Regions from separate parts of the Homo sapiens genome. Here regions 1, 3 and 4 are each linked to region 2. The links are chromatin contacts, found by Hi-C or POLR2A ChIA-PET in ENCODE. All regions are on one chromosome and are shown on one strand. Each heading gives the region's core, a stretch centred on a gene start or an enhancer-like site at or near the end of the contact. The rest is flanking DNA. Distances are from core to core; before and after follow the strand shown. Region 1 has its middle 34 kb from the start of CCR7. Region 2 holds the start of EIF1 (eukaryotic translation initiation factor 1). Region 3 overlaps TNS4 (tensin 4). Region 4 holds the start of KRT222 (keratin 222).

Evidence for each region. A loop is a pair of places that touch in the nucleus more often than their neighbours do. ChIA-PET counts read pairs that join two places held with the same protein, here RNA polymerase II (POLR2A). Pooled maps may share reads with other maps.
Region 1: a map of OCI-LY7 shows a loop between it and region 2 (5-fold over the local background). The contact joins the enhancer-like site here to the promoter of EIF1 in region 2. A Hi-C loop is called at or near these places in 1 of 168 maps with a recorded cell type or tissue (OCI-LY7), 4 of 37 single-sample maps with no recorded cell type and 10 of 50 pooled maps. POLR2A ChIA-PET finds 5 or more read pairs at or near these places in 11 of 52 experiments (CD4-positive, alpha-beta T cell, CD4-positive, alpha-beta memory T cell, GM12878 and 6 more).
Region 3: a pooled map shows a loop between it and region 2 (2.1-fold over the local background). The contact joins the enhancer-like site here to the promoter of EIF1 in region 2. A Hi-C loop is called at or near these places in 1 of 50 pooled maps. POLR2A ChIA-PET finds 5 or more read pairs at or near these places in 5 of 52 experiments (A549, AG04450, BJ and 2 more).
Region 4: POLR2A ChIA-PET joins it to region 2 with 13 read pairs in Caco-2. The contact joins the promoter of KRT222 here to the promoter of EIF1 in region 2. POLR2A ChIA-PET finds 5 or more read pairs at or near these places in 3 of 52 experiments (AG04450, Caco-2 and MCF 10A).

What each region holds. Positions count from the first base shown.
Region 1 is chr17:40,596,568-40,601,467 of GRCh38, reverse strand. No RefSeq gene overlaps it. Among named protein-coding and RNA genes, the nearest start is that of CCR7, 34 kb to the right of the region's middle. RefSeq lists enhancers at 2,070-2,369, 2,577-2,871, 3,298-3,507. Within about 2 kb of position 2,152, at least 13 of the 41 ENCODE cell types and tissues checked have a DNase peak (open chromatin) inside an H3K27ac peak, as active enhancers do; they include CD4-positive, alpha-beta T cell, GM12878 and OCI-LY7, where a contact is called at or near this core.
Region 2 is chr17:41,687,150-41,691,962 of GRCh38, reverse strand. It overlaps EIF1 (eukaryotic translation initiation factor 1), which reads right to left and starts at 3,078. Exons shown (of 4, transcript NM_005801.4): 1 at 2,894-3,078; 2 at 2,022-2,185; 3 at 1,774-1,875; 4 at 1-1,181. The coding sequence starts at 2,924. The coding sequence ends at 1,137. RefSeq lists enhancers at 1,560-2,468, 2,394-2,483, 2,469-3,377 and a silencer at 2,864-3,253.
Region 3 is chr17:40,483,501-40,488,526 of GRCh38, reverse strand. It overlaps TNS4 (tensin 4), which reads left to right. Exons shown (of 13, transcript NM_032865.6): 4 at 1,067-1,491; 5 at 3,520-3,606; 6 at 3,918-4,043. Among named protein-coding and RNA genes, the nearest start is that of TNS4, 16 kb to the left of the region's middle. Within about 2 kb of position 1,671, at least 12 of the 41 ENCODE cell types and tissues checked have a DNase peak (open chromatin) inside an H3K27ac peak, as active enhancers do.
Region 4 is chr17:40,662,754-40,667,581 of GRCh38, reverse strand. It overlaps KRT222 (keratin 222), which reads left to right and starts at 2,405. Exons shown (of 6, transcript NM_152349.3): 1 at 2,405-2,578. The coding sequence starts at 2,483.

The DNA.
Region 1 (4,900 bases), core at 903-3,402, 1.1 Mb after region 2:
TCCCACCACCTAGAGAAAAAGGGTTGAAACACTTAGACGTATATCCTTCAAGGCATTTTTCCATGGATAGAGCCTTATTTTCCTTCAAAATTGAAATCCTACTATGCTTCCTATTTTGTAATGTTTTTGTCACTTTACTTATTTGATTAACAAATATATCATCAATTGTAATGGCTACATGACATTCTATTGCATATAAACCACTATTTATCCAAATTCATATTAATATTGGCCCCATTTTTGCTATAATTTTTAAAAACATTGCTATGAAAAAATACAATGTCTTTATGAAAAGCCATTCACTAACTCCTTAGGAGAAAAGAAAAAAAAAAGAATTCAGTCAAAAGGCATAGAAAATTCTAAGACTTCTCCTAAATGTTTACCAAATGACTCTCCAGAAAAGTTGAACCAGTTCACATTCCCATCAACAGAGCATGAAAGCACCTATATTTATATGCATGTTGGCACTGGGGATTGAACTTTTCAAACTTAACAAGGTTCGAAAAAAAAATGTTTTCAACCACCAACAGGCAACCCTTCGTTTCAAAGTTCAGCACACCTTTAACGAGCACTGACTATGTGCCAGGTGTCACCTTAGGTGTTGGTGATAAAGATGAATGGAATGCATCCCTGCCCTCTAAGAACTCAAGAAAGGGGAGAATTAACAACTTGGCTTTAAGTCAAGGGAGGACAATATAGATGCTAAATAAAGGTACCAAAGTCACACTGGGAGCAGGAAAGAAAAGCCCACGATTCCTCACAGCAATGCTGGGAAGTCTGAAGGGGTGGCATTTGAGCTGGCTCTAGAAAGGTTGAGTCCAGGCGCTGGTGAGAGGTAGGAGGTGATGATATTTGGCAAACACCAAAAAATGCTGGAAGGCTCGGGGGATTGGAAAGTTATTGCTTCCACCCTCCAGTGGCTCCTATATTTATCAACCGTCTACGGTCAGGAAGCTTCTCCTTGAGTCTCTCCAACAGCCTCCTATTGCAGCTTAAACCCCTTCCTCTCGTTATCTATATAGTGGGAATGGGAGGCAGCTTGAATGCATTCTCCATAAATTCACCTCCAGAGACTTCTAGCCAAGGCAAACACCAAGCATGGTATGATATGTTTTCACTGATGAGTTGGTCCCTTTTGCATTATTTGCTCCTTCTATAAAAACAACATCGACTTGTAATGTCAATATGTCCATTTACCAGCCTGGGCAATATAATGAAACCCTGCCTCTACAAAAAATAAAAAAATTAGCCAGGTGTGGTGGCATGTGCTGGTAGTCCCAGCTACTTGGGAGGCTGAGGTGGGAGGATCAATTGAACATGGGAAGTCAGGGCTGCAGTGAGCTGTGCTCGTGCCACTGCACTCCAGCCTAGGTGACAAAGCAAGACCTTGTCTTAAAAAAATAGAGGTAGATAGATAATGTGTGTGTGTGTGTGTGTGTGTGTATAGTTTTTTGTTTTTTGTTTTTTTAAGTTGCAAAACTCAAGACCATAGGGCAAACATCAAGGTGACCTGAATTCCCCAGGCCGCTGGTCGTTAACCCAACTTTTCCCCCATTATTAGGATGGCCAATGCCAGCCCCATAGAGAGAAAGGGGCAGCCAGTTCAAATCCTGGCTCTTCTACTTAGGCCCTTGTGAATTCCCTTGGGTAAACTCACTTTTTCATCTCCCTGGGCCTATAAGACATGGATGGTATGAATAGTGAAAAGTTAGGTTTGGGGAGGTAAGGGAAGCCTTTTGTTAATAATAATAATAATCACCTGTGACTCCCATCCATGTGGGCTCACGTCAAGCGGGCCAGCCCCTTGCCTTCTCTTTTTGTGAGTCTCTGTGACCCACAAACACACACCCTTTCAACCGAGTCTGCCATGTATTTCAGGAATAACACATGTTCCGGAAGACGGCCTTTCTTGGGAAACTCACTGAAAAATGAATTAAGGGACTTGCCCAACTGTGTCTCGGGGCAGGAGGTAAGAAGGGCATGACAGCCACGGGACCTTTTCCACCCATTGACCGACACTCCCTCTTTCCCCAATTCTGCCCTACAACGTCAGAGACCGGATCAAATTTCCCTACTTGCTCTGTCTTCACCTCCCCTTTCTCCCCTGCTCTGTGACGCATGATGTCCCTGGAGAGTCCCCCACATCATCACAGAACAAAAACAAAAACAGCAGAGAAAAAATGCCAAACCTCGCTCCCCCTGCCCCCTCTACTATGAGTCGCCCACACGATGAGGGTGCTTGGTTTCAAATACTAGAAATGAGATGGCCTTTTTTTTCTTTTCACTTCTGCTATTTACACAGAAGTGCCTCGGTGCTAAACCCACCATAATTCAAGTTTATTTTTGGATTTCTCAGCTGTAGAAATCTACAGAATGCCAAAATGGGCTGAAGCAACTCTGTCAATAGGAGGAAGGAGAGGGTGGAAGGGAATGAATGTTGTCGAGAACCTGCTGCGGGCTGGGGCCTTACTGATGCGATTTCGTTTCCTCCTTACAAAGACTCTTAGAAGAAACCCTATTATCAATTATCTTTTGAAGATAGTGAAACCGAGATTCTATGTAGTTAAGCAACTTGGTCTAAGTTGAACAATTTGTAAGTGGTGGGACCTAGATTTAAAACCAGGACTGACTCAAAAGCCAAACTTCTTGGTCTCAGCCCTCACTCCCACCCACGTCCGCACCCACCCGCTCTCTTGCTTCCACAGCGAATTATCACGTGCCTTCTGTACCCATGTGTTTGCACTCTCTCTGCCCCAGCCCCCTCCTGTACTTTGCCCTTTTCTGCTTTGGAACAAAAACAGGGCCAACCAGAGAAGGTTCGGGAAATTTATGGTTTGGTTTCGTTTCTCCCCAAAGCATAGTACATGTCTGATTTCAACCCATTTAAGTAACTGACTTCGGGCCCTCTGGGAATCCTGTCGGGGAGGAGAGCCAAGGTGGACAGAACTCTAATGGCAGCATGGAAGACGGCCAGACTTGAAGCCACGCAGATCTGCGCTGGAATCCCAGCTTGGGCACTTAAGGCTCTTAAATGCTGCTAGGCCTCCATTTCTTCATCTATACATTGGCAATGACATACCTATCTGGCAAGTAGCTGGGAGACCCAAATGAGATGATGTGAGGGAAACAGCCCAGGTCAGATTCCAGCACATAGCAGACATCCAAGAAATGTCTCCCTCTTTTCCTCTCCCACATCCTCAGGAAAGGGGTTCAGGGCTGCCACCAGGGAGCCTGGCCTGCAGAGAGCTTTGGTAACTCTCTGAGGAAGCACAGTTAGATTCATTTCGGCCTGTCTCAAATATTTGCAGGGCCCAGGCAAGAGTACAAACAGAGGCCTACGCACTACCTGCCCAGATAGTTACATTATAAATAGAGCTAACAGACTTATAAAATAGGTTCCATTTCATAATGAAACTATACATTTTCATAACGACCTAAAGGGTCATGTTTAAATTTAGAATTCTCAGACTCCTTCGAGAACTCTCAGACTCTCCCCTCAGCTCCCCTTCTCTACTCCCCAGCCTGGATACCTAAGCGTCATCTACAGCCACCATAAACAGCCAGGACGTGGTCATCAACAGAGTCTAGGGGTGCATACCAAGCTGTGCAGTCTACCCTGTGGAGGATTTTCCCTGGGAAGAGGCCCATGCAAGCCTGAAAGTGGCTGAGGACTCTTTGGGCCGGGAATACTGGGTCCTGAGACCTGGAGTGTGACATAGAAGGGGGGACATGGACCAGTCCTTCACCTGACAAGGGTACCGTCTGAGGAAGGCCAGAGAAAGACCTCTAAGGTGTGGGTTCCTCCACCTGAATCTGAGGGCAGGCTGCATTTGTTCAGGTGCTATTTACCTATCACTCTAAACAGGAATTCATGCAGTGAGCCGGAGCCACAATAGTGAGCTCATCCATCTTCCTGAGTTAAGCCCTAAATCTGACATTGAAAAGAAATTATACTTTTGATCATTTCAATTTGTTTTCAATAATCTTTATCTTTCTTCACCCCCAGGACAGGAGCCAAGGAGGGGGAGATTCCAACATGCATACATTGGTATTTACACACAGACTCTCTTCTGCTCCATTTTTGTTCTTTGCTTAGAAAGTCTTTGTTCCAAAAACTACAGACAGAAACCAGTTCAGTGGTTGTGAGGAGCTGAGGGTAGAGGAAGGGGTTGGCTACAAAGACACGTGAGGGAACAGTGGTGTGTGATGAAACTATTATATACCGTATGTTGTTGGTGGTAGTACATAATTGTATGAATTTATTTTTTAAAAAATTCTAGACCTGTACGCTAGAATGGGTAATTTTTACTGCGTGTAAAATTATACCTCAAAAAACTATGTAATAAAAACTCTTTGCTCTAAACCATATTTTAAGAAAGGAGCAGGATTTTAAAAGGGGAATGTGTTCGGACATCTAACTTCACTTCCTATGGTGTGACATTCAGGGTGAGTCAGTGTAATGGACACCTGTCACATTCATGATGGCGGCTCATCATCTTACGGACAGCTTTTCTTTCTGGAGGAAATTCCTTTATTATTGTCCTGCCTCCCGAAATAGAAGTCAAGAACTCAAACTCCCGGTATCCCCTGCAGTTAGGACACAGGCATGTGACCTACCCTCCACCAATCAGAAGCACTCATGTAGGCATTGATTCATGTGACCTACCCTCCAGCAGTCAGAAGCAGTCATGTAGGTGCCGATTCATGTGACCTACTCTCCACCAATCAGAAGCAGTCATGTAGGAATTGATTCATGTGACCTACCCTCCACCAATCAGAAGCACTCAGGTAACTGCTAATTCACAAATGAGTACTGTATTGACACGAGGGCTGCATGAGGCTTCTATTTTGCTGGTGTGCAGACAACAGAGGCATTTAACTTTGGGGCTTTTAAAAGAAA
Region 2 (4,813 bases), core at 1,829-4,328:
TTAGCTGGGCATGGTGCCTGTAATCCCAGCTACTAGGGAGGCTGAGGCACGACAATTGCTTGAACCTGAGGTGGAGGTTGCAGTGAGCCGAGATTGTGCCACTGCACTCCAGCCTGGGCAACAAGGGCAAACCTGTCTCAAAAAACAAACGAACAAAAAACCAGTTGACCAGAGAGGGACAAGCTCATAAAGGTTTTTCTTGGCCAAATTCAGGCCCGTTGAGAAGCTGTGGGTGTGGACGAATCCTCCACTGCCCATTTCTATGGTTCCTTTATATGCACAAGATCGACTATATATAAATAATCTGCAAGTCAGGTATTTCTGAAAACAAGTTTTATTTAAATAAGGGTTTAAATACATTACACATAACATTAAAACTGAAGGGGAAAAAAAAACCAAAAACCAGTTTGTTACTTCACATGGCATTGGGCAGCTGCTGCTATTAAGTTGCAAGCTCTACAGCTAGCTACATGACTGATGGATCAGTTTGAGATTTGTTCCCTTGTCAAAAGTTTAACTCTGATAGAAGGTTGGCCTCACATTCTGATGTTTGGACATCCCTTAGCTAGGATATGTCTGGTCGAACAGACCTTTGTGGCAAGCCAGATGTCCTATCACCTCGCTAGCGGTAAGAGGGCCTCTTTGAGCTCTGTCCACCTAGTCAGGTTGGAGACACCAGGGGATCTACCACCAAAAGCTCCCTTCTAGTAGTACAGCTGGTGCTTCTGCCTTACCCCATCCTCTCCTCTCAGATTCACCGAGGACTGTTCAGGTGGTAACATTCTCTTAGGGTAGGGAACTCTGCAGAGGGAGAGCTGAGGAGGTTCCGGCCATAGTTGTTTGTAATCTTAGGGCTCTGGGCTTGGCTGAAACATGACGGTATTGCTTGGTTTCAGGCTTGACACTGCCAGGCGCCTATTGCTTGACCTCTGTTTAAATGAGGGACTTCAAGACTAGACAGCATGGCTCTTTTCAGTTTATTGCATGAAGGAGTTACACTAGTCCAAGTTAAAAGCGGACCCCAAATGGTTACATTATACAAGCTGTGAGGTTTTTAAACCTGTGACAAGGGAGAGAAGGGAAATTCTACTCATTGCAAGGAAATCCTCACTTAAGCTTCAGTGAGCCACAAGCACTTAAAACCCATGAACCTTCAGCTGATCGTCCTTAGCCAGTCCAATCTGAAAAGACAAAAGGGCAAAGTTTTAAATGGGGGACAGGGAGAGTTAAAGCCTCCATTTCTAATGGCAACAACCCTGTCTTCCTGCTACTACACTGCCCAAGAGCCAGGGGTGCGCACAATGGTTCAACAGAGGGTCCTCAGTTAAGAGCTACCTTTTTTGAACACTCAGTGCCTTCCAAGGTTCTGAATTAGTGTGAGAATGAGACTCATCAGGTATCTGAAATCTCTTCAATTATATCAAGAGCTGATCATGTAACAGTATTTTAGTATTAATACTCAGGAAATTCATTTTTAAAAACTCATGTCCTTACAAATACAGGAACAACCCAGCATTTGGCTTATTTTACAATGCATCTATATGCTATTCAAATTTGCATCTGTGAAGTAGATCCACAGAAACAGTAAACCAAAGGTAGACAAGTCCCTTCTGCTTTTTCCTATAAAACAGAAATAAGTCTATGTACTTTAAAACCCAACTGAGGTTTTGCTCAGCCTTACAAAGCCAACTTTTATGTCCCCAGCAGAAGCTAACAGACAGGATCTGAGATTTGCCAGCAGAGAGGCACAAATCAAGTAGTGACTGAACTCACCTCTACGAGGAACTGGCATATGTTCTTGCGTTGGTCACCCTGTAGCTGAATTACTTCTCCATATTCCGGATGCTCAATTACAGTACCATTGCAGGCAAACTTCTGCAAGCACAAAGGAAAACGAATTAGGCCTAGCAAGAGCATGAACGCATTTATCACCCCTTCCGCTAACAATACATACAACACAGCTGGCACCCCCTTGTGGACAAATCCATTATGACTTTCCCAAAATCTCACTGAAGACCTACTTTCTTAAACGCCTTCACTAGTTTCTTTTTATCGTAATCATCAGCGATCCCTTGGACAGTAGTAAGGGTCTTCCTGCCGTTTCTCTGTTGAATTCTTATATGGATATAATCCTCAGTGCCAGCAGGAAGCAGGTCATCACCCTTACTTGCATCAGCAAAGGGGTCTGAAAAAAAAGGTTAAGCTCGTTCAGAGCTGTCAAAGATAGGATGCCACTGCCATCCCCTCGGTCCCCAGGTGTTTTGCGCGTGCAGAAAACAACACTGAAATCGTCAGGGCTTGGGCCAGGCCGAATGTGTCCTTTGCTGGCTCTCCCCGAGCAGGTCAGTCCGGGACGGCCAGCTTCCCCAGGCTCGGGGAACGCCCGGGCCTCCCGCCCTCCCTGGGAAGCCGATCACATGTCGGGGGAGTCCGGGCTGCCAGGCGGTGCCCCACCCAGCTGATGCAACCCGCCGGAACCCGAGCTCCCGAGGCGGGGCTAAGCCTCCCACCCCCATTGGTGCACCCGCTTGCCACTTAGGGCTGGCACCGCCTTTCCCTCCGGATCCGTGACAACGGGTGGTGACGTAACGGACGTGACGCAATGGTGACGGGAGGGGCGGGTGTGGCCCGAGGAGGCCCAGGAGCCATTAGTAAATGCGCCACTGAGACGCCGGGCCCGCCCAAGGGCTGACCTACCGCCTGCTCCTTCCGGTCGCGCTCAGGGTCCGACCCCGGGGCCCAGGCCTTGATCCCGCTGCCCTGCGACCCTGGTCAAGTTTCCCCTGCCCGAGCTTACGAAGGCCCGGAGCGCTTGGCAACTTCCCGGAACACGTCTCCGGGCCCGGAAGGCCCCGCTGCCCCACCCGGGCCCGCGACCTTTCCCATAGCTTACCGAAAGAGTGGAGGTTCTGGATAGCGGACATACGATACGATTCCTTTTCCTCGGTGGAAACGGCCTGCGGAAGGCGGCGGCGGCGGTGGCGGGAGAAGGCGGGCAGGGGGGAACGGAACGTCGGGAAGCGAGGGGGCTCAAGGGGGAGGCTGCTGAATCCTCGGCGGCGGCTCAGTGACTGGGGCAGAGGGGCGGTGCCTGTGTTTAGTTATATAGCCGCGCCTCTGACGCCAGCGCGCTGCCCTCACGTCCTGACCCCACCCACAGCGTCGTGCCCCAAGCGCCCAGGCGGCGCCGCTTCCAATTGGTTTGGAGGCGGGGACATGGGATGGCGCTTGCGCAGGAAGTCTGCGGCAGGAGGGCGTCCTCTTGACTCTAGGAGAGCTGGGAGGGGGAGGGAAAGCTTGATCTGTCTCGGAGCCTGCGCAGTGCGAGTGGACGGTGTCTGGGTGCCGAGAATACCGGCCCAGGTTTCGAGCGCGCCTACGCACTGTGTCCTTTGGTACGTTCCACCTTCTTGACCCTGTTGCATCCCTGTCTTCTCGAAAAGGGGAGTTTCATATGGTAAATGAACACTCCTTAGAGAGGATTTAGATGATGAGCCTCCCAAACACGAGAAATCCCCGTTGTGTCAAACCCACCTACCTACCCACCCTACTACCCACGGAGTCACAGCGGGATTTAGGGCGGCACTTTGATTAATCAACATACAATAATATAATCAAAACGGTAACCGCATAATTTAGATTGCCATTTAGATTTATTCTAAAGTGGGTTAATCCGATCTAAAATTTTCATTTAGATTAGATTAATCCATCTAAGGAAAAAGTGTGCCCAGCTCATTGGCATGAGTTCAAGGTATAGTAACTGGTTCTGGGCCCCCCCGAGAATAATTCTGGCACCAGAGGGCGTCCTTCATGTGGCACAGCTTGTGTGGAGTAGAGCCTTCCTAGAGTTTAGATGAAATATTTCCTTCAAAACAGTCAACCTTTCTTGCTTTCAGTTTATTTATTTCAACACTCAGTTGTAGGGGTAAGTAGAGTGGTGAAAAGAGACCAGGAATTTTAGACTCAAAGGCCTCCGGGGATAGGCAGGTAAGTAGGATCAAGGAGTGCAAACAGCCAAGTGTGATGTAATGGGGTGGACTGGGGGCTGGAGTAAGAACTACGGGCTGCAGTGGCCGCTCACCTCCAGCCCATTGTGCTAGATCTTTTTCAAGAGTGCCAGGAAATCCAGGTGTTTACATAAAATCTCTTGATTTTTAAATATTGCCAATAAATTGATTTTTTTTTTGAGACAGAGTCTCACTTTGTCGCCGAGGCTGGAGTGCAGTGGCACTGTGTCGGCTCACTGTAACCTCCGTCTCCTGGGTTCAAGCAATTCTTCTGCCTCAGCCTCCCGAGTAGTTGGGGTTACAGGCATCCACCACCACGCCCGGCTAGTTTTTTAAAAATATTTTTAGTAGAGATGGGTTTTCACCATGTTGGCCAGGCTGGTCTTGAACTCCTGACCTCAGGTGATCTGCCTGCCTCGGCCTTCCAAAGTGCTGGGATTACAGGAATAAATTGAATTTTTGATACAACACTGCAAGCCAAACAAAAATATGCATGCCCATGGACTGCTGGTTTATGTCCCTGACAGTCAGGGTCACTGCCCTTGTGGAGTTGAAGGCCAGCGGGAGAGAGAGCCACTAAACAAATAATAAGATAATGAGGCTGGGCGCTGTGGCTTATGCCTGTAATCCCAGCACTTTGGGAGGCTGAGGTGGGCGGATCACCCGAGGTCAGGAGTTCGAGACCAGCCTGGCCAATATGGTGAAACCCTGTCTCTACTAAAAATACAAAAATTAGCTGGGCGTGGTGGCGTGTGCCTGTAGTCCCAGCTACTCGGGAGGCCGAGGCACAATAATTATTTGAACCC
Region 3 (5,026 bases), core at 422-2,921, 1.2 Mb after region 2:
ACATTGCACACACACACACAGGCACACGCACGCATGCACCCCCTAAAATCACTGAAAGGGACCCTGCTCTGTCTGAGCAAAATCTGGGCATGCACCAAAACCAGAAGCAAATGTTTGCTTTTACAGCCTTTCAGATCTCAAGCTGTCCTCAAGCATTTAGAATACAATTCAATATAAAAAGTCTTGACTTATAGCTACCTTTTGGTAAAAGAGCCGTTGCCTTAATGAGGCTCATCTATATCCTTTCCAGCCCTCATACAACCCATCTCAAGGAAGGTTTTTTTAAACCCCAAAACACAGGGCTATAAATAGAATTGGGGGGCCTGAGATGAACTATTTAGGAATAAAAAGGTTCCTTCCTCTGTTGCTGGCAAAACCTAGCAAAGGAGTGAGGCAGCCCTGCCTGGGAATCACAATCATCCCAGCTCAGTTCTCTATAGACCTCACAGCAGAACTGCAGGCACATGCGCACCCATTCTGCCCCAGGAAGACCGAACCACAGGACTCTGCTTCCCACTCCACCTCCAAAGCCACTGGCCAAGGCAGTCCCTGGCACAGAGGCTGGGGATTCCACAGCCATGCCCACTGGCACAGGCCCCTGAGCTCAGGAAGAAGTCTGGCTGGATGTGAAGCTGGCCTTCTCCTGCAGCTGGGGAGTTCCCTCTGCATCAGCCACGGTGTGGTCCAGCGTAGGTTCAGCCCATCTGCAGGGCTCCTGGGAGTCATGGGGGCCTGAAGGGATCCTGATCCGACAGCTCAGTCAGAACGGCCTGGCTGGGAAGGCAGACGGAATGTGGGCCAGCCTATGCCCAAAGCCTGCAGGGGTCAGCTCATTGGCTACTTTAAGTGACCAAAGACCCTACCATCCAAGGACATTTCTGTATCCTTACCATCCCTTGAGGATTAGGTGGGCATGCACTTTGCTGTGGGCTGTAGGGGGTGGGGTATGCAGTGTTCTATTTGGCCTTTAAAGCCATGGGAACCCAGATCACCAGATCCGGAGCCTGACTCTAGCCCCTGAGCCACCTGTTGCCCTAACACCCTGTCTGACTCTCTCCCGCTGCAGCAGCCAGTCCCTCCTGCACTCCAGCAACTCCAGCCATCAGTCATCTTCCAGATCCTTGGAAAGTCCAGCCAACTCTTCCTCCAGCCTCCACAGCCTTGGCTCAGTGTCCCTGTGTACAAGACCCAGTGACTTCCAGGCTCCCAGAAACCCCACCCTAACCATGGGCCAACCCAGAACACCCCACTCTCCACCACTGGCCAAAGAACATGCCAGCAGCTGCCCCCCATCCATCACCAACTCCATGGTGGACATACCCATTGTGCTGATCAACGGCTGCCCAGAACCAGGGTCTTCTCCACCCCAGCGGACCCCAGGACACCAGAACTCCGTTCAACCTGGAGCTGCTTCTCCCAGCAACCCCTGTCCAGCCACCAGGAGCAACAGCCAGACCCTGTCAGATGCCCCCTTTACCACATGCCCAGAGGGTACGTCGTAAACCAATATTTGAAGCAATGTAAGATTTGGGGAATAGACAAAGTGCCAGTGGGTTTCTGCAACAGCCAGTCAACACATTTATTGAGCAACTATTGTGTGTCTGGCACTATGCCAGGTAGTGAGGACACACAGAGGGAAACAGTTTAGAAAGAGACAAAAACAAATCATCACGGTAGGGTAGGATAAACGCGGAGGTAAAGAGATATTCTCAATCATATTGGCCAAAGCTGAAGGAATGATTCTTTCAGTCTGGAGAACAGAGGAAGCGACATCCGAGCTGGATCTGGGAAATGGATCAGAAGTTTGTGGCCAGAGAAGGAGAGGAAAGGCATTCCCAGCAGAGAAAGCAGGGGGTCCACAGTCATGAAGGTGTGGAAGCGCATGGCATGTTCAGGAAATGCCGGAATGTTGGGTGCAGGTTCAAGTCATTGAGAGTAATTTGAAACCAGATTGTGAAAGGCCTTAAATGCCAAGCTAAAAAAAAAAAAAAAAATGGAATTTGCCTTTTAAGCAATAGGGTACCATCAGAGAGCCTCCTCACACAGGAGAGTGATGGGGTCAGAGGTGCTCGCTCAATGGATCACCCTGGCAGCTCAACGGATAGCAGGGTCCTGAACCGGGATAGGGCAGTGGGAGTGGAGGAGAGAGGACAGAACCAGGCGACCCTCAGGATGTGCTTGATGACTAACTCAAGGAGAGCAAGAGGGCGAGTCAGTTCTGACTCTGACGTTCGCAGATGATGAGAACACAGAGGGGGTGGATGGGGTAATAGAGACAATGCATTCCAGTTCAGACAGCCGAAAACCACAAAACAGCAAACACCCTCCTTCCCGGAGTCTGAGATCACAGGCGTCCAAGAAGAACAAACCCAAGCAGTAAACCCAGAAGCTAAGCTCTAGCACCCTGTGGATGCCTCTCCCATGAGCAGAGTCCCCTGCCAACCCCCTGTTCCCCCTCCCTCGGCCATCGGGGGGCTTCTCAGCCCCCACTTGGCCATGACGCTCACAGGCATCAAGGCGACTCCAGAGGGGGTGGGGGTGGAATGTTTACTATAGCCCACTGCTCACTCCCACTCACGAAGCCATGTGGAGGCAAGCAGGAGAAAATGACACTTCTGGCGTGCCTTTGCATCTGCCCTGATCGCTTTCCTAGGACAAATCATTTGCAGATTTTAGTACTTTTTTTGAATGAGTTACTTGAGAGTAAGTGGTCACAACACTCCTTTTCAAGCCGCCAAGGTTGACAGCTACTGCTCTCTGCCTTAGGGACCCAGGGAAATGGCCATTTTGGCATCCCAAAGCGCACATTTACTTAGCCTAGTGATATTCCCATCCTGCTTTGGTCCCATAATATCACCAACTATACCCCCAGATCTTATCAAATTCTGCAAAATATTCCTAAAACAAAATTCATTTTAATTCCATAGACTACTAGAACATTAAAGACCCTCAGAAGCTGTTTAGTCCACTTGGTCCCCTCTGAGCTTCAGTTATCCCATATCAGAGTCAAGATCCAGGCTCCCGCCTCCCAGGGGCATGTTTTTCTGCCCAGATCTGCTATTTTCCTCTCCTTCACGTTTTCTGCCATTTTCTTTTCCAAGCTGAATATTCCCGTAAGGAATTCTTAGGATTATGAAGACGAAGGAGAATGTAATATCAAACATGATGCATTTGAGAATTCCTTGTTTATCTCTTATTTCAGTCCTCACCAGGGGACTCAACAGTAGATTTAAGAAACCATTTCTCCTTAAACTGAGGTTGTATCTATTCATTCCTTATTCATTACCAAGGATACAAGGGCACTTCTGAGTTCTAGATGCACCAAACCCTGGCATCCTTCTGTTTGATTTTCCCTCATCGTAGGCAGTTTGGAGATACAATGGGGTTAGGGTCTGGGATGGTGGTTGAATGAAACCTTGGGGCAATAGAGTAGGGAAGGGTCTCCAGCCTTCTCTGGTGAACATCCCTCAGCTCCCGTCTGTCCAGCCTACAGGGTCCCCCTTCTCTGTCTGTCTCCAGGTCCCGCCAGGGACATGCAGCCCACCATGAAGTTCGTGATGGACACATCTAAATACTGGTTTAAGCCAAACATCACCCGAGAGCAAGGTAAAAGGAAGCACGAGTGACCCCAGAATAGGGTCTGGGTCTTGCACTTTGCATCAGGCAGGGCCCTGGGTTACAGTTAAGGAATGGCAAATAGTGGGTCCTGGGAAGCGGGGGAGGGGGATGTCCTGCTGACCTCATGACCTCCCGAGGAAGTAGGAACCACAGCAAGAATGGTGGAGATTTGACAGTACAAAGGACTTCCTGGGGACAAAAGGTGACTCTGTAACATCTGCTCTGTGAAGACCCTACGGGGCTGGGGACAGGGTGTCCAGGTGGGGCGGTGTCCATCTCTGACTCAAGGATTGTTCCAGCAATCGAGCTGCTGAGGAAGGAGGAGCCAGGGGCTTTTGTCATAAGGGACAGCTCTTCATACCGAGGCTCCTTCGGCCTGGCCCTGAAGGTGCAGGAGGTTCCCGCGTCTGCTCAGAGTCGACCAGGTATGCGTCTGTCTCTGTGCTCACTCAAGGCCTCACTGAGGCAGCGGGGTGTGGTAGGTTCCAGTCCTGGCTCTGGCACTAGCTTTCAGGGTGACATGGCGCCAGTCTTATAACAGCTCCTAGGAGAAGCGTCCACCCCAGTGTTCTCCCCGATGCCCTCCAGCCCCAAGGCACCCTGAAAAACGCCTTTCACAGCAAGCCTGCGTGCTTCTGCCTTCCCGAGCCCCACCCCCACTTCCCTGCTTTTTTCTGATGGTGGGAGAGAAGGAGGAGGGTCCTAGCCCCCTCTAGGCTGCTCTTCTTGGAGTCAAACTGGATTCATTTCCAGGGAACCTAATGTGTGATTACACACGCAGCTAGCTTATCTCACAGGTGATAGCTTACCAGGTTTGTGTACTAGCTCAGCGCACATGTGTGTGATAGCTTATATGCTTTCCTGTGGTCTCCCATGCTTATTTGATAGCAAACATCTATGGAGCATCACCACACACCAGGCACTGTGTGAGGCAGCAGGGATACAGTGGAATCAGACACAGACACCACCTCACTAGGGAGACAGATGAAAACAGATGATTACAGTACAAGGTACCTGGGTCATAGGCCTCACTCAAACCCCAGGATTGCACCTTCTTATTTAACGGATGAGATAACGGAGGCTCCCAGAGTTACTTAATGACTCCAGAGCAATTAAGTGATAAAGGGAGGATGAAACACCCAGCCTTGTGTTCTTGACAGTATGCCTCACTGTCACAATAAGAAAGTGACCTCTGGGGAGGGTGTTACTTATAAAGGACGCCTTGCAAGAGGCAATGAGCCCAGACTGAGGAGGACACTGTGGACTGGTGGAAAGGAGTCAGAAGGTCATTGTTCACCTCCCCACCCCCGGGGCCAGCGTGGCTCCAGCAGAGATGACCTGGTGGGCAGGGGGAGACAGAAACCAGACCAAAGAGTCGACATTTATCTAAATAATTAAGAAGTTTCCT
Region 4 (4,828 bases), core at 1,156-3,655, 1.0 Mb after region 2:
TAATAATATTTTTTCCTTGAAAAATAAAATTTGAGATCTAGAAATAGTTTACTGCATTACTCACATGCCTGTAAAATACCTTTCTAAATCCTATCCCCTCTGTCTGTCTCAATAAATAAATATTTATTATTATGTCTCAAATTATTGACACAGGGTCCCATTCTGTTGCCCAGGCTGGAGTGCAGTGGTGTGATCTGGCTTACTGCAGCCTCAATCTTCCCAGGCTCAAGTGATCCTCCCACCTCAGCCTCCCAAGTAGGTGGGACTACAGGCTTGCACCACTACTCCTGGCTAATTTTTTAATTTTTTTTTTTTGTAGAGTCTGGGTCTCTCTATGTTGCCCAGGCTTGTCTTGAACTCCTGAGCTCAAGCCATCCTCCCGCCTCAGCCTCCCAAAGTGCTGGGATTACAGGGGTGAGCCACTGTGCCCAGCTATTGAGCACTTTAAATGTGGCTGTTCCAAGCTGAGATGCGATGTAAGTATAAAATACACTTGGATTTCAAAGACAGTATCAAGAATAATGTAAAAGATCTCATTAACATTTTATATGGGTTGCTGCATTTTGGATATATCAAGTTAAATAAAATATAGTCGTAAAATTAATTTCACTTCTTTTTGTTTCAATCTTTTGATATGGCTACTAGAAAGTTTGGAAGGACATCTGTGGTTTGCATTTGTGGTTTGTGTTATATTTCCACTGGACAGTGCTGCTTTATTTAGGGTGCATAAGAAATGCTGGCAGACCTATTTAAAATGCAGATTGCCAGGACTGACCCTCCAGGGAATCTAGTTCAGCTCTCTGTGTTTCAGGCGGATATTAGCAGGAGCTACCTAAAGTAGCAGGAAGCATTTAATTCATTGCTCCCTGAATTTAATTTAGGAATTTAATTCATTGCTTTCTTCTCTCTCCTCCACTCCCAAGCCTAATTCTCTTCATATTTCTCAGTCCCAGTTACCAAGAAAGAGAATCAGTTTGGCCTAGATAATCATTAATGACTCTCTTTAGTCAGAGCTTTCTGTCTCAGCCTACTCCAAAGGTCTCTGACCAATCTATAGATAATCAAGTTGTGACTGATGGGGAAGGTGCAGGAGGTAGGGAGGGGTGGGTCAGAAATAACCTGGAACCTCTCCTCTCACCAGGAGCTGTGGGTAGGACAGCTTTGTTTGGAGAGGGCTGTGAGAATGCCCAGCATAGACTGGCCTGGCCAGATGTGAGTTAATTCAGAAATTAAAAGAGCAGGACATGCATGCAAAGGCCCTGTAAGGGCTAGAACCCAGGTCTGATTATCTCCTGAACTGTGCTCCAGATACAATTCAGCCAAAGCCACTCCACAAATAACAATAATGATAGATCCACTCTCACGACATATTTCTGTCACATCTAGCAACCAGCTGGCAAGATTAAACCAGGAATTTAGAAGGGGAGAGAGAGAACGCAGAGGCAGATATGCAGGGGTAATACATGGAACACAAGCAAGTTGTCAAAGAGCCAGTCCCAGTGATGTCATACATCACTGAGCAACCTTGGGCAAGATGCCTCAACCTCTCTGGCCTCAGTCTTTTCATCTTTACAGGTTAGAAAATGTCAGGGATTGCAAGGATTGGATGGAATGATACGCCAAATACACCCTCCGAAGGGCTCAAGTGATTGCAACGATTGGATGGAATGGTACACTGACTACACCCTCCAAAGGACTCAAGGGTTCTTTTGGTGAATACACCAAAAGGTCTATTTCTTCATCCTTGTTAAAACTTTGGAAATGTTAACTCACAACTCTCATAGTCTACCAGCACTTATCTGCAACATTTTGAGAAAACTAAATATAATTTTCTTTTTTTTTTTTTTTTTTTTTTTTGGAGATGGAGTCTCACTCTGTCACCCAGGCTGGAGTGCAGTGGCTCAATCTCGGCTCACTGCAACCTCCACCTCCTGGGTTCAAGCAATTCTCCTGCCTCAGCCTCCCGAGTAGCTGGGATTACAGGCACCCACCACCACGCCCAGCTAATTTTTGTATTTTTAGTAAAGACAGGGTTTCATCATGTTGGCCAGGCTGATCTCGAACTCCCGACCTCAGGTGATCCACCCACCTCAACCTCCTAAAGTGCTGGGATTACAGGCATGAGCCACCATGCCCGGCAATTTTCTTATGTTATGCCCCATTTCCTTTTCACAAAAATGAACTCCCCCTCCCCTCAAAGTGCTCAATTTTTACAGGGAACCAGTACAGGTTTTTGAAATTTTCCTTTCCTTCATGAAGAATCTGACATTTCTACTATACCAATAACAATAGGAGCAAAGAGTTTACCCTGTATTTGCATAATTAGTTAGAAAGATGAGAATTTCCGTGGCCTCCGAAAAAGGAGCTCTGCATCTTTAAAACTCTGCGAGGCTCCCTGCCTTCCGCGCAGACCGAGCAGACTGCCGCAGCGACTCATCCTATCGATAAGGTTCAGTTAGCCAAGGTGGAGGATGGGAAAAGAATGGAACTGTCCCAGCTACTCAATGAGATCAGGGCAAACTATGAAAAGATCCTCACCAGAAATCAGATAGAGACGGTGCTCTCAACAAGGATCCAGGTAATGATTTCATACAGACAGGCACCTTCCAGAATAAGGAGACAGTCCATGTCTACCCAATTCCTGTCCCGGCCTCTCTGAGGTACAGTATTTCCTTTTCGATGCAGCATCTATTGGGGAAGGAATTTAGCTTCTACTGCAGTGTGACTGGGACTACAGGGGGAAATACTGTGATTATATTGTTAAATTGCCATTAAGTAAGTGTTGATTGATGCATTTGATTTTTATATAAATTGTGAGGTTCCTATCATTAACATGGGGTCAACATACCATAAAATGGTGCACTCTAACCTCTTACAATCTTCAGGAAGGAACCATTCCAAATACCCTTCAAAGATATTATTGGAGTTATTTACAGAGATAATTTAAATAACATCTTTAAAATGAAAAATCTTTAAGTAAGATTTATTAGCATGTACACTTTCTAGAGATATTTCTAAAAGGTTTCTATCATCTTTTTAACGAGTTCCATTTTATACCAGATTGTTATAAATAGAAATCATCTGAGTGTGTGAACATGGCATTCAGAAACAATGATATAAATTATGACCATTGAAATTCCCCAAATTGGTAACGATTCTCCACTAAGATTTTTGCTTCTGTACTATAAGATGAGAAACATTTCTTTCCATTACAAAGCTTGTAATATTTAAGTATTTAAAAAAGAGAAAGAGAGCCTACTTAGATAAGGACTAAATCCTAATTTCATAGACTTAGTTTTAAAGTAACAATCACCTTCAGCAAGTAATTAAGGTCTCAAGTCTTTAAACAAATTTACAAACAAATATTTTAGAAACAAAGATTAAGAAATTTAGGGGATTTTTTAGTTTACCTATCATATATGGGTTCAAGTTATCTTCCAAACCCTGAAATACAGCAAAAAGTTTACTTAAGAATATCACCCAAAATTTTAAAAAAAAAAATTGGTAGAAAAATGTCAGGCCTTTATTCCATTAGCCACTCATTTTTAGTTCCATTGTAAATTTCACCTCTAGATAACATTTTCAGCCTTCATAAAGAATGATCAACATCTTAGATTAAGCAAAGTCACTGGTACAGGTAAGCATTGGGATAGTTCATTCACCTTTACAAACAGAAGAAAAAAATCAATAGATGACAACTTCTAAAAATCATAAACAAAACACTTAACTTTGCAGTAGTAGAAATATGAGTTTAGTTTACAAGTCACAGGGCCAAAATGAGTAAATTCAAATGAAAAAGCAAGACTACGGTGAGTTTTGTTTAAAGTGTCTTTTAATTTGAAACTACTTTAGAGGATTTTCTTCCAAATAACTCAGAAAGTCAGCTGAAATAAATTCAAGACAGCCTGATTAGTTATTTTTTTAAATTTCTAAATAAGCTATTTTAGTTACAGATTGTTGTATAACACCCCAAAACTCATCTGGGACCTCAATCGTCTTGGGGCATGACTGGGCTCACTTATGTGTCTGGCACTTTGGCAGGGCATTGCCGAAAGGCTGGCTCTGCTGGGACTTTCTCTCTCACTTCACGTAGCCTCAGGGTCTCTCTCCATCTGGCCTTTCTACAGGATCTCTCCAGCAGGGTATCCAGACTTCTTGCATATTGGCCCAAGGCTCCCAAAAGCATAGAAGTGGAAGCTATCAGGCTTCCTAAGACTTAGGTCTAGAAGTGGCACAGCATTCCTTCTGCCTCATTCTACTGGTTAAAGCAAGACCCAGGTCAGCCCAGAGTCAATGTAGAAGGGGATCACCCTAGGACTCATCTTGGGAGATAGACTTCTTTAGGGGCCATCTTGGGACTGTAGTTACCGAACAAGCTTAGCTGCCAGTTCCATATTTGAAAGCCACAAGACCAGCAGATACCAGCATTTTTCTGTTTTCTTCTCTCCAAAATTCCTTACTTTACCTTCTGTAGTTGCTCTGGTAGGTGTTGCTTGCTGCCTGACTTTGCCAAGTTAACACTAAGAACAGATTTTCAACAAACCAAAAGAAATGTACGAATTTTGTTCTCCAATACCTTGCCCTAAACTTTATTCATAAACTTTCATTTACTTCAACGTTTTTTTAAAAAAATCTAATGTATGATAAAATTAAATTTTTAAATGTTAAAATATATTTTTATAAGAAAATTAAAAGTTATAAATTTTGCTTCAAAATGCTACAATCAATTCTATACATTGTTCTCACTGTTCCTGGGGCCAAATGTTAAAAATTCTGTCAACAGATACTTTCTTTTCATTTCAACATCAACATAAAAACATTTAAAGCT